2 separate regions of the Homo sapiens genome follow, and region 2 is linked to region 1. A link is a loop called in an ENCODE intact Hi-C map of the cell type or tissue named here. Cell type or tissue: CD4-positive, alpha-beta T cell. All regions are shown on one strand. Each heading gives the region's core, and the rest is flanking DNA. Links, peaks and the distances in the headings are about the cores only.

Region 1 (6,211 bases), core at 668-5,667:
GACCACCAGAACCGTAAGATAATAAATGCATGTTATTTTAAGCCACTAAGTTTGTGGGAATTTCTTACAGCAGCAATAGGAAACTGGTACACCTAGTTTACAACTTGCTAGGGCCACAGAGTTGGCCAGTGGCAGAGACAGGATGTGGTTTCAAGCCATCTGGCTTCAGAGCCCATATCTGTTACCATTATGACATAAACATACATGGACACATAGAGATTTAAATAGTACATACATCTCAATGAATGCAAACCTTCCATAATATTTTGATAGTCATTCAGCACCACCATATTAAATAGTTGTAGTCCACTCAATAAATATACCACTCCCCATATTTTATATAATAAATCCCTTATTATTCAATACATACGTTGTTTCTAATGTTTCAATATTGTACTACTGGCAATGATAAACATCTTTCTAGTGCTATTAATTATTTCATTAGGAAAAACTCTTAAAATTAGAAACGCCAGGTCAAGTTACCCCTAAGAAAGACTGCATTGGAATATAACGGAAAATAAAACATGCAACTGGAAGTCGGAGCATCTCTGCCTTCTTTTTCTGTAACACCTTTGGTATTAAGCTATTTTTCTTATCCATGGTACACACTCAATCGTATTTTTGTTTTTGAAGGTTTTAGCTATAACACTATTTCTTCTGTAGACTCATAGGTGTTAGAGCAAGAAGGTATTTAGAGGTGATTTAGTCTAATCCTTTAAATCACAGGTAAATTCCCTGAGGCCCAGAGTGGTGAACTGACTCACTAAAAGCTCTCCTTACAGGGGTGCTTGGTGAGAACGCACCTTCCTGACTCCAAGGCCAGCTATCTTTCCACATCTGCTGCAAATGTCATGAGGCTAGCCCCCAAGTTGGGACCATTATTAATTTTTCCCCTCAAGTCATGCGAAACATCTCTTGTCCTTTTAATCAGAAGCATATTTTAGGGGCTGCGGAATAATAAGCACCCACATATCCAGTATTAAAAGATAAACTCTGGCCCTTTCCTGGAGTGAGCCTGTTTTCATTTTATCATTGTGAAATGTGGTAGGATTGATGGCAGACAATAACTCCCCACCTCCCCCAGTATTTTATTAAGATCCGTTCTTACAAAGGATAACCGGAGGTTTTCCATCATCACCTCGTTGTCTTTTTTCTAACTTGGTTCGTCTGCTACCCAACAGTAGTAAGGTTACCTCATCCTGGAATCTGATGTACACAACGGTATGCAAACTCTTTCCTTCTCTCCGAAGCAAACAATGAAATGGGAAAACACTGCCATTTTCTGACTGACCTCAATCGCTGAGGGTGGACCCCGCACGTTACATCAGCAGGCTGGCTCCATTACACTGCCCTGCGCTGTGCTCGAGCTACTGAAATATTGATTTTTACAGAGCCGGCGCACACACACTGAAAAATCAATATTCCAGTGCACACAACAGAACAGGCAGCAGAGCGGGGACAAACTCCGAGCCCCAGCAAGCACTGCCGCCGGGCCTTGACCGAGGAGGGGGTGGGGGGCTGGAGGAGACAATGCCTGGGGAGAGGCCCCTGCAAACCCGCGAATGGTCAGATAAACAAACAAGTGTGGAGAGGGAAGAGAAAGGAGAGTGGAGAGAAAGATCCTTGAGGATAAAACAGTTGGAAGGAGCAATGATTTATCTTTCCATAGGGGGAAATGGGGAGAAGGAAAGTAAATTAAGAAGAGTGGATGGGAAGAATTTTCCAGGTAAGAATCTTCCCATAAAAATGTATGTTTTTCTGTATCACCAGGTCAGACTTCAGATGCAACCATTATAAAGATGATACACATACTTTGTTACCTGAGGGAAAAAATAACTAGGCCAGTTCTCAGAAATATTTATATTTTTTAAAATGCAGTCCCCTTCTTTTTCCTTGGTGACTACAGGCCGGCATCAGAGAGTCCGATTTATAACATGGGCTCTACCTTTGCAATGCAGTTACTTTCTTTTCCTTGGGGAGAGGGAAGGAAGGAAGACATCCTGGTCACGTGGCCATTCATCAATTTCCCTTTCTTTCTAGAACAGCATCTTCTTTGGCGTGCTTGGGGAACCACGTTAAAATTGATTCTACGTGCCCGTGACCTCTTCTCAGGGAATTCTGAGCTCCCCCGAGTCACACCCCCATCTAGATGAGGAGAGGAGGACGTGTCCCCTGGTTCAGTCTCGGGTGCCCAGTACCCAGCAGACGTCAGGGTGGAGGCAAACCGGCCTTTCGGTTAGTCCTTGTAGACGTGTTAAAAAAAAAAATCCAGAACTGGCATTTTTACTACTTTTAGTTAGCTCTTTGGCCTCTTTTTATTTGGGGATGGGTGGTGGGCAGTTTATTAAAAGAAACGACTTTTAACCTTGATGAATTCTTGATTTTGCTTTGTCCTAGAATTCCCTTACCGGGAATCTCGCATTTAGTTCTCAACTCCCTGCCAGGGGAGGAAACTGTCCTCCCGAGGTTTCCATTTCGCACTCTGCCCTGCAGCAGCTTCGCCGCCGCCTCCTCCCCAGCCAGGAGACACCGGGCCCAGGCAGGGCTCCGGCTGGGTTTGGAGGAGGGGGCTCCGGGGAAAGCGGGCATTCAGGGGCATCTTGCAAAACGCGGGCTCCCTGGGCCCAGCGGGGCTGGCCGGGGACAGCGCCCGGCCCGAGTGTCGCGGGAAGCGGAACAGGCAGCCTGGCAGAGGCTGGTGGGCAGAAGGGCGGGGCGGGACGTCGAGCCAGGTGGCCACCTGGAGCGCCCCGCCCTCCCAGCGCCGGCCGCGCCCCCGCCCCCGCCCCCACGCGCCACCGCCCACCCCGCCCCCGCCCCCAGCCCCGCGCGGCCGCTCTATTTGCATAAGGAGGCGTCTCCCGGGCCCGCCCGGGGCGCACGTGACCCCGGGGGAGGCGGAGGGAACCTGCTGACTTGACACGAGCCGCTGTGCGGCTCCCCTTGGCGCGGAATAGCGAGAGCAGCCGTGACCTCCGACCCCGCCCGCCGGCAGCCAATAAGAGCGCAGGTCGTCTCCAAACCCAAAATTTCCACGTCGGCAAAAGTCAAGATGGAAGGGAGCGGAGCGGAGCGCGAGGGGGGAGCCGGCCCGGGAATGCCTGGCGGCCGGCGCTGGAGGGGCAGGCTGGGGAGCCTGCGGCGGGCGCACGAGGGGCCACTCGCGAAGGTGTCCCGGCCCAGCGCGACCACCGCCCCCAACCCCGGGAGCCTCTGGGCGCCCCGCACTCCGCCAGCCGCCCGTGCACCCCGGCCCGGGGGACGCAGCCCACTGCCCCTCCGGCCTTGTCTCTTAGGGGTGGCGGGGGATGGAACGGTGGCGAGGGGTTTGGGGGAAGATGGGAAAGCACTTTCCAGACCTGTTGCACGCGCGCAACAGCTGTTCAGGTGCGGTATGTGGGGGGAGGGGGTCTGCTAGGATGGGGGACAGAGTGGTCGCTTATGCTGCAGGGAAAAGGGGGTGCCGGGAGGGGGAGAAGAGCAGTCTTGGGGACTGTGTGCAAGGTTGTGCGCGAACGGGGTCCGCGGGAAGCACTGCCTAATGGGGCAGGGAGAATCCCAAAGAGTGGGTGGGTGGAACGGAGGGGATGGGACGACTTCGACCCGAGTTCCCGGGGCTGGGCGCGGGCGGCTGGAAGACCGGGAATAGAGTACTGGGAATGGCTGGGGAAGGGGGTCTCAGGGGAGGCCCCGCAAAGCGGGTCTTTCTTGGGTCGTCCCATCTTAGGGGCTTTTCCCGGGCCTGTATTTGTTCCCCACCGTTTAACTCTTTCAGCTCCGAATATTCGTCCTCGTGCAGCGCCCCCGCCCCCAGCTTTCCAGATGGGAAGGTAAAAAGTTGCCACAAGTTAGAGTGAGTTAGCTGCTGGCAAAAGTTTAAATAACTACCGAGGGAGGTGAGGGTTCGACCAGGAATGGGTTCTAATCTGAGGACGGGTAGGAAGGAAGGAGAGTGTGCGATTCTTGCAGCCCCTTTGCTGTGACATTGCGACCAGAATTTGTCGAATCGGGCTGTTAAAACACCATTTCTGTTGGGCATTTGCTCCTGCTGACTGCGGCAGTAACTTTCCATAATTAATGACCCGTTCCATTATCGGTCGCATCCTGAACTAAATTGCTTTTAACGAGTTATTCTTCTTTGTCTTAGCTGGGGGGTGGGGGAACACACCTGCAGGAAGAAACTTCTGGAGGAAGACAGCACGTTTGGTCTTTTGAGGCAAAGTTCTGAGACACTCCGACTCTGAGTATGATAGAAGTCAGTGCACTACAGAACTTTGTCTCTAGAGGCTGTGGTCGCCGATGCCGCCAGTGCTCCAGACGCCAGGCCGAGTGGCCCTGGTGGCCACGTCGCTGCGCCTTTCCCTTGGGGGAGGGGCAAGGCCAGAGGGGGTCCAAGTGCAGCACGAGGAACTTGACCAATTCCCTTGAAGCGGGTGGGTTAAACCCTGTAAATGGGAACAAAATCCCCCCAAATCTCTTCATCTTACCCTGGTGGACTCCTGACTGTAGAATTTTTTGGTTTAAAGAAGAAAAAAATAAAGCTTTGGACTTTTCAAGGTTGCTTAACAGGTACTGAAAGACTGGCCTCACTTAAACTGAGCCAGGAGAGCTGCAGATTTATTAATGGGTGTGTTAGTGTGCAGTGCCTTGCAGGAATTTAAACTCTCTACCCTTAAAGAAGGAAATGTATTTGTACAAAAGCCACAGATAATGGTCCTTTTACTCAAGCGACCTGCTGGATAAATGACAGCCTGCAGGGATTGAGTTTGGAGATCTAGTCTCAATTCTGCTTCCGATTTAGATGCAGTTCACTTTTGTTTTTTAAAGTAAGTTTTATTAATGGAAAGGAAGAACTTTTTCCAAGAAAGCATTTTGAAAGCCACTGGGGGAGGGGGACATTTATGCTTTTGGGCTGTGGAGATCCTTTAGGTGGAGAGACTGCTCTCTCATCCCTAGTGGAATGGAGGTTTGGGTTGGTGAGTTTCTATCAATAGCCTGCTCTCTATAGTGGGTCAGTGACTGGCACCAAATTGTAGTCCTGTTCCATGGACATTGCCCTGTTTTGGTTTTATGAGCTTTTGGCCAGGCACAGGACGCAGGGTGGTAGGGAAAAAAGGAAATGGTTCCTGTGCCCGTGGTGCTGACAGGTAAGGGAAGGGCCTTCTGATGTATTTTATGGGATGCTTCAGAAACCTGGGGGTTGCTTGTGTCTCTGGGAAGCCCTTGGTAAAGAAAGCCACCATTTTTTTTACTTAGGTATATTCCAGTGGTTTATCATCGGGAGAGGGATGATAATGGAGGAAGGCTCAATGAGGGAGAAAGTATTCAGCTGCTTGATGTTAGAGCTTAATGGCAGGACCTACCAGTTGCTTTTCACAGAAATGCTGTGTATTGATCCTAAGGCAGCATGTGTTCTCTTTTGTGTGGCCATTATCCATTCTCCCACTTTTCCATCAGTGACTGCTTTGCTTTTGTTCCTCAATCCTTTACCCAAAAATGGCTGAATTATTTCTGTGCAGTTAAATAAAGTGATCCAAACTCAAGTACGTCTTGTGTTCATTTGAGATGTAAGGTATGCTTACTTGAGGAAGAGGATTCTCTTTCCTAGTTCTTATGTCTGTACATCTCCACAAGATAGTCTGAATATACTGAATTTTAAGAAAACTTAAATCAACTTTGTAAGAGAATGGGAGGTAAAGAGTGGAGCGGTTGACTGGGAGAGTAGTCATCCATACAAAGGAATTAGGTCAGGATCTCTCACCTCCAGAGAAAGGCAAGGTTTGGAGTCCCTGACATGATTCAGTCTGGTTTGACTTCTATGCTTAAGTGATTTGCATTTCTCCTGTTTGTGACCACAAGTGAGTTAAGGACTAACCAAGCAGGAGGGCTGTGGTTTACTCTGGTGCTAAGGATGCCAGGAATAGGAACTGGGAAAATCGGCAGTCTTGGGGTGCTTACTGTAAACCTGGCATGGTCTCATAGACCTCAGTCGTTTAGCAATCAGTGTATTTTCACCTCCCGAGCATCAGGTGTTACTCTAGACGTTACGAATGCAACAGTGAACAAAATAGGCCCCGAACCCTGCCCTCTTGGAGGTCTTTCTCATGCAAGAGGTAGACAATACAAATATAAAATAATCAGAAGGGTGATAAACGTCAGGGAAGGAAGAACAAGGAACGCTGGGGAGGCCGTGGTGTTCATTTAACCCAGA
Region 2 (5,605 bases), core at 1-5,000, 110 kb before region 1:
GTAGAGATGGAGTTTCACCATGTTGGCCACACTGATCTTGAACTCTTCACCTTAGGTGACCCGCCTGCCTAGGCCTCCCAAAGTGCTGGGATTACAGGCATGAGCCACCATGCCCGGCCTCTTCAGCCTCTTTTCTAATCCATAACTATGGTCATGTCTCCTAAATTTCATTCTTAGAGCTCTTTTTTTTCAGCCACTTCTGTCTTAGTTATCTGTCATCTCCATGGCTTCAAAGATAGCCCCCAAAGGAAGAGGTTCCAATCCATAAGGATACCCTTGATCTCTCTTCTGAGCCCTAGTCTGACATTTCTAATCACTTGTCCACTTCAAACTCAGTATGCCTGAAATCCAACCTGCCCTGCCTCTCAAACCAATTTCCCATCCTGAATTCTCTTTTTCTCTCCTTTCTACTGTTTTCCTAATCATTACGCTTGAGATCTCATGTTCATCTTGAACCCCTTTGTATGCTTCATTTACCATCTTGTTGTCATCAAACCTTCTAAGTTAACCTTCCAGAAATACTGCCCCTTTTATTTTGTTTCCACAACTGATATGTAAGTCACTATCACACCACATCTGACCTACTGCAGTAATAATGATTTCGGAGACATTTCTTCCTTTTGAGTAGTTTTGGTAAATTACCTAACACTGATGTAAACACCTTCTACACAACATTGACACACATTTATTCCTCATACCAACCCTATAAGGAAGGTCCTATTATTAGATCCATTCTACAGGTCATAAAACTGAGGCACAGAGAAAACCAAGGCACATGCCAGAGGTCACACAGCTAGTAAATGACACCAGAATTCTGAACCCCAGCAGCCTGGCTCTAGCGCTTGTGCTCTTAACCATGAAGCTAAACTGCCTCAAGCTGGTGCTTGGCTGCTGGTGACACCACCTTTTTCATCTTCATTATTATTGCTCTTGTGTACAAGCCAGAACAATCCTTCACTGTCTCTCGTAAGTTTAATTTGAAGTGTGCCTATCTTATTTTCCCAAGTTGATTGAAAGCTCTCTGAGGGCAGAGACCAAGATATTTTATTCTTCTCTGAACCTTGTTGTAAACAGCAGGAATTTCAGTTTGGTGAAATTCATTGATTGAATTGTTTGAAATATGATGGCAGTAGCCTCCAAAATGGGCCTCTCAGATTTCACACTCGCAGTTAGTTCTTGTTGCACACAGAATGGTCTATTTAGAATGGAAAGCAAATTTAGTTAATTCTCTGTTCAAGCCTCTCCGTGGATTACTGTAAAATCCAAAATTCTTACCATGTAAGGCTCCGCATCATTGGGCTCAGCTCATTTTTAAGTTTCGGTTCATCGCTCAGCTACCGGGGCCTTCTGCACTGCTAACTGCTCCGTGCACTCCCTGACCCCCGCCCAGCTCTCACACTCGCTCCGCCCCTTTCCTGGAAGCCCCTCCTACCAATTTCTCCCTCTTCTTCATTTTATTTATTCAGTTCTTCTGTCTAAAAATACATCATCCTCCCATCACTCTTTACTTCCTCTCCCTGCTGTGCTGTGATTCATAGTTTATCTGTTAGTATCAATTTCTATGTGACATTATAGTTTATGGTTATTTGGTTTTCTTTTCCTTTTTTTTTTTGAGATGAAGTCTTGCTGTGTCGCCCAGGGTGCAATGGCGTGATCTTGGCTTACTGCAACCTCTGCCTCCTGGGGTTCAAGTGACTCTCCTGCCTCAGCCTCCCGTGTAGCTGGGACTAAAGGTGTGCACCATCACGCCCGGCTAATTTTTTGTATTTTTAGTAGAGATGGGGTTTTGCAATGCTAGCCAGTCTGGTCTCGAGCTCCTGACCCCAGGTGATCCGTCCGCCTCGGCCTCCCAAAGTGTTGGGATTACAGGTGTGAGCCACCGCGTCCGGCCATTTGAATTCTTTTTTTGCAGTGTAAACTCCAGTAAGGCAAAGACCTGTATGTTTTGTTGAACAGATTATCCCCAGAGCCTAGAACAGTGCCTGGCACAGAGCAAGCCTCAACGAATATTTGCTGCATGAATGAATGACCTGGGGGGAAAATGAGGAGTTTGAAATGATGGCCATCGGGTCCATTCAGGTCTCTTCCTCCTTCAGCCAGCAGGGGGCTCTAGGCTCTAGAATTCAGAGGCGTAGACAGGCACCTTCACAGTGGTTTACCTGAAATCCCGCCTCCTAAAGCCAGAAAAATCCGCCTCCTTTTTCCCCTCCAAGTAGGATTGTGCCAACCCAGGCAAATATTGAACCTTGTGTTAACAAAGTTTTTTTTTATAGGTGGTCCTTCAAGGATTTCTTGGTTTTGGGTTTTGAAATGTGTAAGGTTTGCTGCTAGCAACTCCACATTTTTTTATTCACTCACAAAGACACATGGTCATAAATAAAATGCATGGAACCAGCGAGACAATAGCACAGCAGTAATGTCATTTTATGTAAGTACTTAAACACCGCAAATTAAACGGCTGACTGAATGAAGCCCATCAATTATATTTTGTGTTTACATCCTTTTGAAAGGAATACATCTCTCTCTGTTTTTGTTTGTTTTATGTTTGTTTTGTTCTGACACCTTCTCAATTACCTGGCACTATAATATTTCTTGTTGCGGACAGATGTCAGAAATACATTGGTAAATATAACATCTTCTTTTGGAAAATAAAACTCCCACTCCCTACTTAAAATAGGTGGTTTTAAAATTTGTATCAACTTAGAAATTGAAAAATCCCTGCTGGAAGAAATCGCTAGTGCATTTGAATGGACTTATTGTCTCTGGTTCATTTCCTTTAGAGTAGATTCTGGCAGGAGTGCCAGACTTATTGCCAAGACAAAAAGAACTATATATTACAGCTCCTGTCCTGCCAACACTAAGTAAAGCTAGTTTGGCAACACTTAACCATTGTTGAGAAGGCCCAAGTATAGTCATAAAAACATTAATATGGCTTATATTCTGTTACTTATGTCTGTTTCTGCACAAATGGTCCTCAAATTTGTACACAGAAAATTTGCCTCCCTCATCAGGCAGCAGTTTCCTGGAAAAACCACAGTAACCTTCTGTACATGAACCAGAGTAGATGGATTCCTGTAGAGGAAGGAGCAAAGAGGAGCCCATGGGAAAGGACGGCTCACCTCTGTGGAGAAGGCTGCCTATCAGTGTTTGTAACAAATAGACCCCTCACTGCATTAGTTTCCAAACAGGGAAATCTATTTCAGTCCAGACACTTTTATTTCTTTCTGGAAAAGAAATAATTGAAATTGCCAACTCTAGGCAGGAGAGAATGCATTGTATGGCTCATAGGGACTGAAGAAGCAGATTAGAAAAGGTGTGTGCTGAGTCTGGTGACCTAACTCAGCAGCTTTTGGCTAAAGGGGTTCCTTGGAATGCAGGGCTTCCTAATTGTGTTAAAATAAAATGATACGCTTAGTCAATAGTTAATGTTTGCCCAGTGTGGGCAGACTTCCTTACAAGGTAGTGTGTGTGGGTAACAATAACATCAACAGAATAGACAGAAGTCCTGCCCTCAGAGAGCTTATGAAACTGTGCATATATTAGGTTGATGCAAAAGTAATTGCGGTTTTTGCCTTTTTTTTAAAAAAAAAAGAATGGCAAAAACCGCAATTACTTTTGCATCAACCTAATAGAATATCACACACTTGAAAGAGGCTTAAGGTCATTATGAAGCATGATACTAATGACTGTGACCCCAGACTCAACTTCTTCAGGAAGGCGTAAATCTTGATCCTGTTTTTTGTTTTGTTTTGTTTTTTTTTTTTTTTTTGAAACAGAGTCTCACTCTGTCACCCAGGCTGGAGTTCAGTGGTAAAATCTCAGCTCAATGCAACCTCTGCCTCCCAGGTTGAAGCCACTCTTGTGCCTCAGCCTCTTGAGTAGCTGTGATTACAGGTGTGCACCACCACACCCAGCTAATTTTTGTATTTTTAGTAGAGATGGGGTTTCACCATTTTGGACAGGCTGGTTTCGAACTCCTGACCTCAGGTGATCTGCCCTCCAAGGCCTCTCAAAATGCTGGGATCACAGGCATGCGCCACCACATCTGGCCCTCTTGATCCTGTTTTTAAAAACTGAAATTGGGCTGAAGCTTGGGTATATCTGGTCTCTAGAAAGCATACCAGAATTCTGTGTATTCCGAAGTATTTAGGAACATGGCAGCCCTCCTGAGCACAAAGGCACTGCTCCCCAAGTGAGATCCGGAGGGGCGAGTGTACGTTTGGTCTCTGTATTTTAATAGGTATTAAACAGCCATTCACTCATTTTCCAAGGTGTTTACTGAGTACTTAGTATATACGAGCCAAAATGCGAGGGCCCTCGAGTTACTTCTGATTGAAAAGAGGATATGACGTGTACATAAACTGCTAAAATTGAATGGACACAGGGATGAGGGTCTCGAGGGAGGCATGTATAAATGGTGAGGAGTTTGGGGAGGGTGGATGACTCATAGATGAGAAGCCTGGGGAGGTTGTCAACGGCGGGTGCATCTTTTTTTTTTGAGGTGGAGTCTCGCTCTGTCACCCAGGCTGGAGTGCAGCGGTACGATCTCAGCTTACTGCAACCTCTGCCTCTCGGGTTCAAGCGATTCTCCTGCCTCAGCCTCCCAAGTAGCTGGGATTACAGGCTCCCGCCACCACGCCCAGCTAATTTTCATATTTTTAGTAGAGACAGGGTTTCACTGTGTTGGCCAGGCTGGTCTCGAACTCCTGACCTCGTGATCTGTCTGCCTTGGCCCCTCAAAGTGCTGGGATTACAAGTGTGAGCCACTGCTCCTGGCCAGCAGGTGCTTCTTATAGGACAAATAGGACTTGACCGCTTTGGAGATGGGCATGAGCCTGGGCCAAGTCCAAAGCTGTAACAGGCTGTGAAGCTTTGTTCCCTTGTCTTTGAGTATCAGATGCCCAGCTAGAACTCCATATTAATAAATTAAACACAGGAGATCGGTTGAACCTTCAGTCAAGCATCTTCCCACATTCCTAATCCTCTGCCTATCTAACTTCAGGAATATTTCTTCACATTATTTTAGTTGAAGGGCTCAAAACTTATTTCTTCTAGTAGGAACTGGTGAATAAATGGTGTCTATTTCCGAGATTCTTTTGTATCCTCCTTATAGACCATGACCACTCATGCTCACATGATCACCGGCCTTTCCCCAGATGCAGCATGGCCCTGTTGTGAACGGAATGATTGTGAACGGAATGATGGCCAAGGAGCTTTATGCTTCTGCACCGCCAGCTCACACGATGGTCCGTGTATTGCCCCGTGGAAAACCGGGGGTGGAAAGCTGTCTCCACGTTCTGCTGCCGAAGCAGCAAGCTGATTCACACATCTTGAAGGCACAGTGGAACATGGAAGGGTGCATATGAGACTTGATTTTGAGGATGAAACTTCCTGTCTGAATCGCTAAGTCTCCCAGCAGGGGTGTTAATGTCCCTGTGAGATGCAGGCTTCCCACAGACACACCCAGGTTGCGAGTGGGTTCAACATGGTCACAGGAGCTTCAAATGGTAAGATGGCAAGATCTGGTAGCATACTGAGACCACCAACCAGGAATGGAGGCTTGCTCCCAAGTAACTAAACATGGACTTGTCTCTGACACGGAAAC

Evidence for each region. Peaks named below come from ENCODE experiments on the same cell type or tissue, not always from the same donor. Only the 100,000 strongest peaks of a DNase experiment are listed, where the experiment ranks them.
Region 2: a loop joins it to region 1, with 2.4 times the contacts of the local background. A loop is called at or near these places in 8 of 110 quality-filtered maps.

What each region holds. Positions count from the first base shown.
Region 1 is chr7:25,947,989-25,954,199 of GRCh38, reverse strand. It overlaps MIR148A (microRNA 148a), which reads left to right and starts at 4,214; the gene lies at 4,214-4,281. All of the region lies in intron 6 of LOC105375199 (a long non-coding RNA gene), which reads left to right. RefSeq lists silencers at 2,441-2,650, 2,771-2,990, 3,121-3,260 and an enhancer at 6,104-6,173. In CD4-positive, alpha-beta T cell, for the core only: no CTCF peak of the experiment used is centred there; DNase peaks (open chromatin) are centred at 2,909, 3,429 and 4,299; H3K4me3 peaks cover 2,070 bases.
Region 2 is chr7:26,058,366-26,063,970 of GRCh38, reverse strand. It overlaps LOC105375199 (a long non-coding RNA gene), which reads left to right. Exons shown (of 7, transcript XR_927114.3): 3 at 2,274-2,428; 4 at 5,157-5,507. Among named protein-coding and RNA genes, the nearest start is that of NFE2L3, 91 kb to the left of the region's middle. In CD4-positive, alpha-beta T cell, for the core only: CTCF peaks have their summits at 1,887 and 2,087 (motif pointing right); a DNase peak (open chromatin) is centred at 2,100.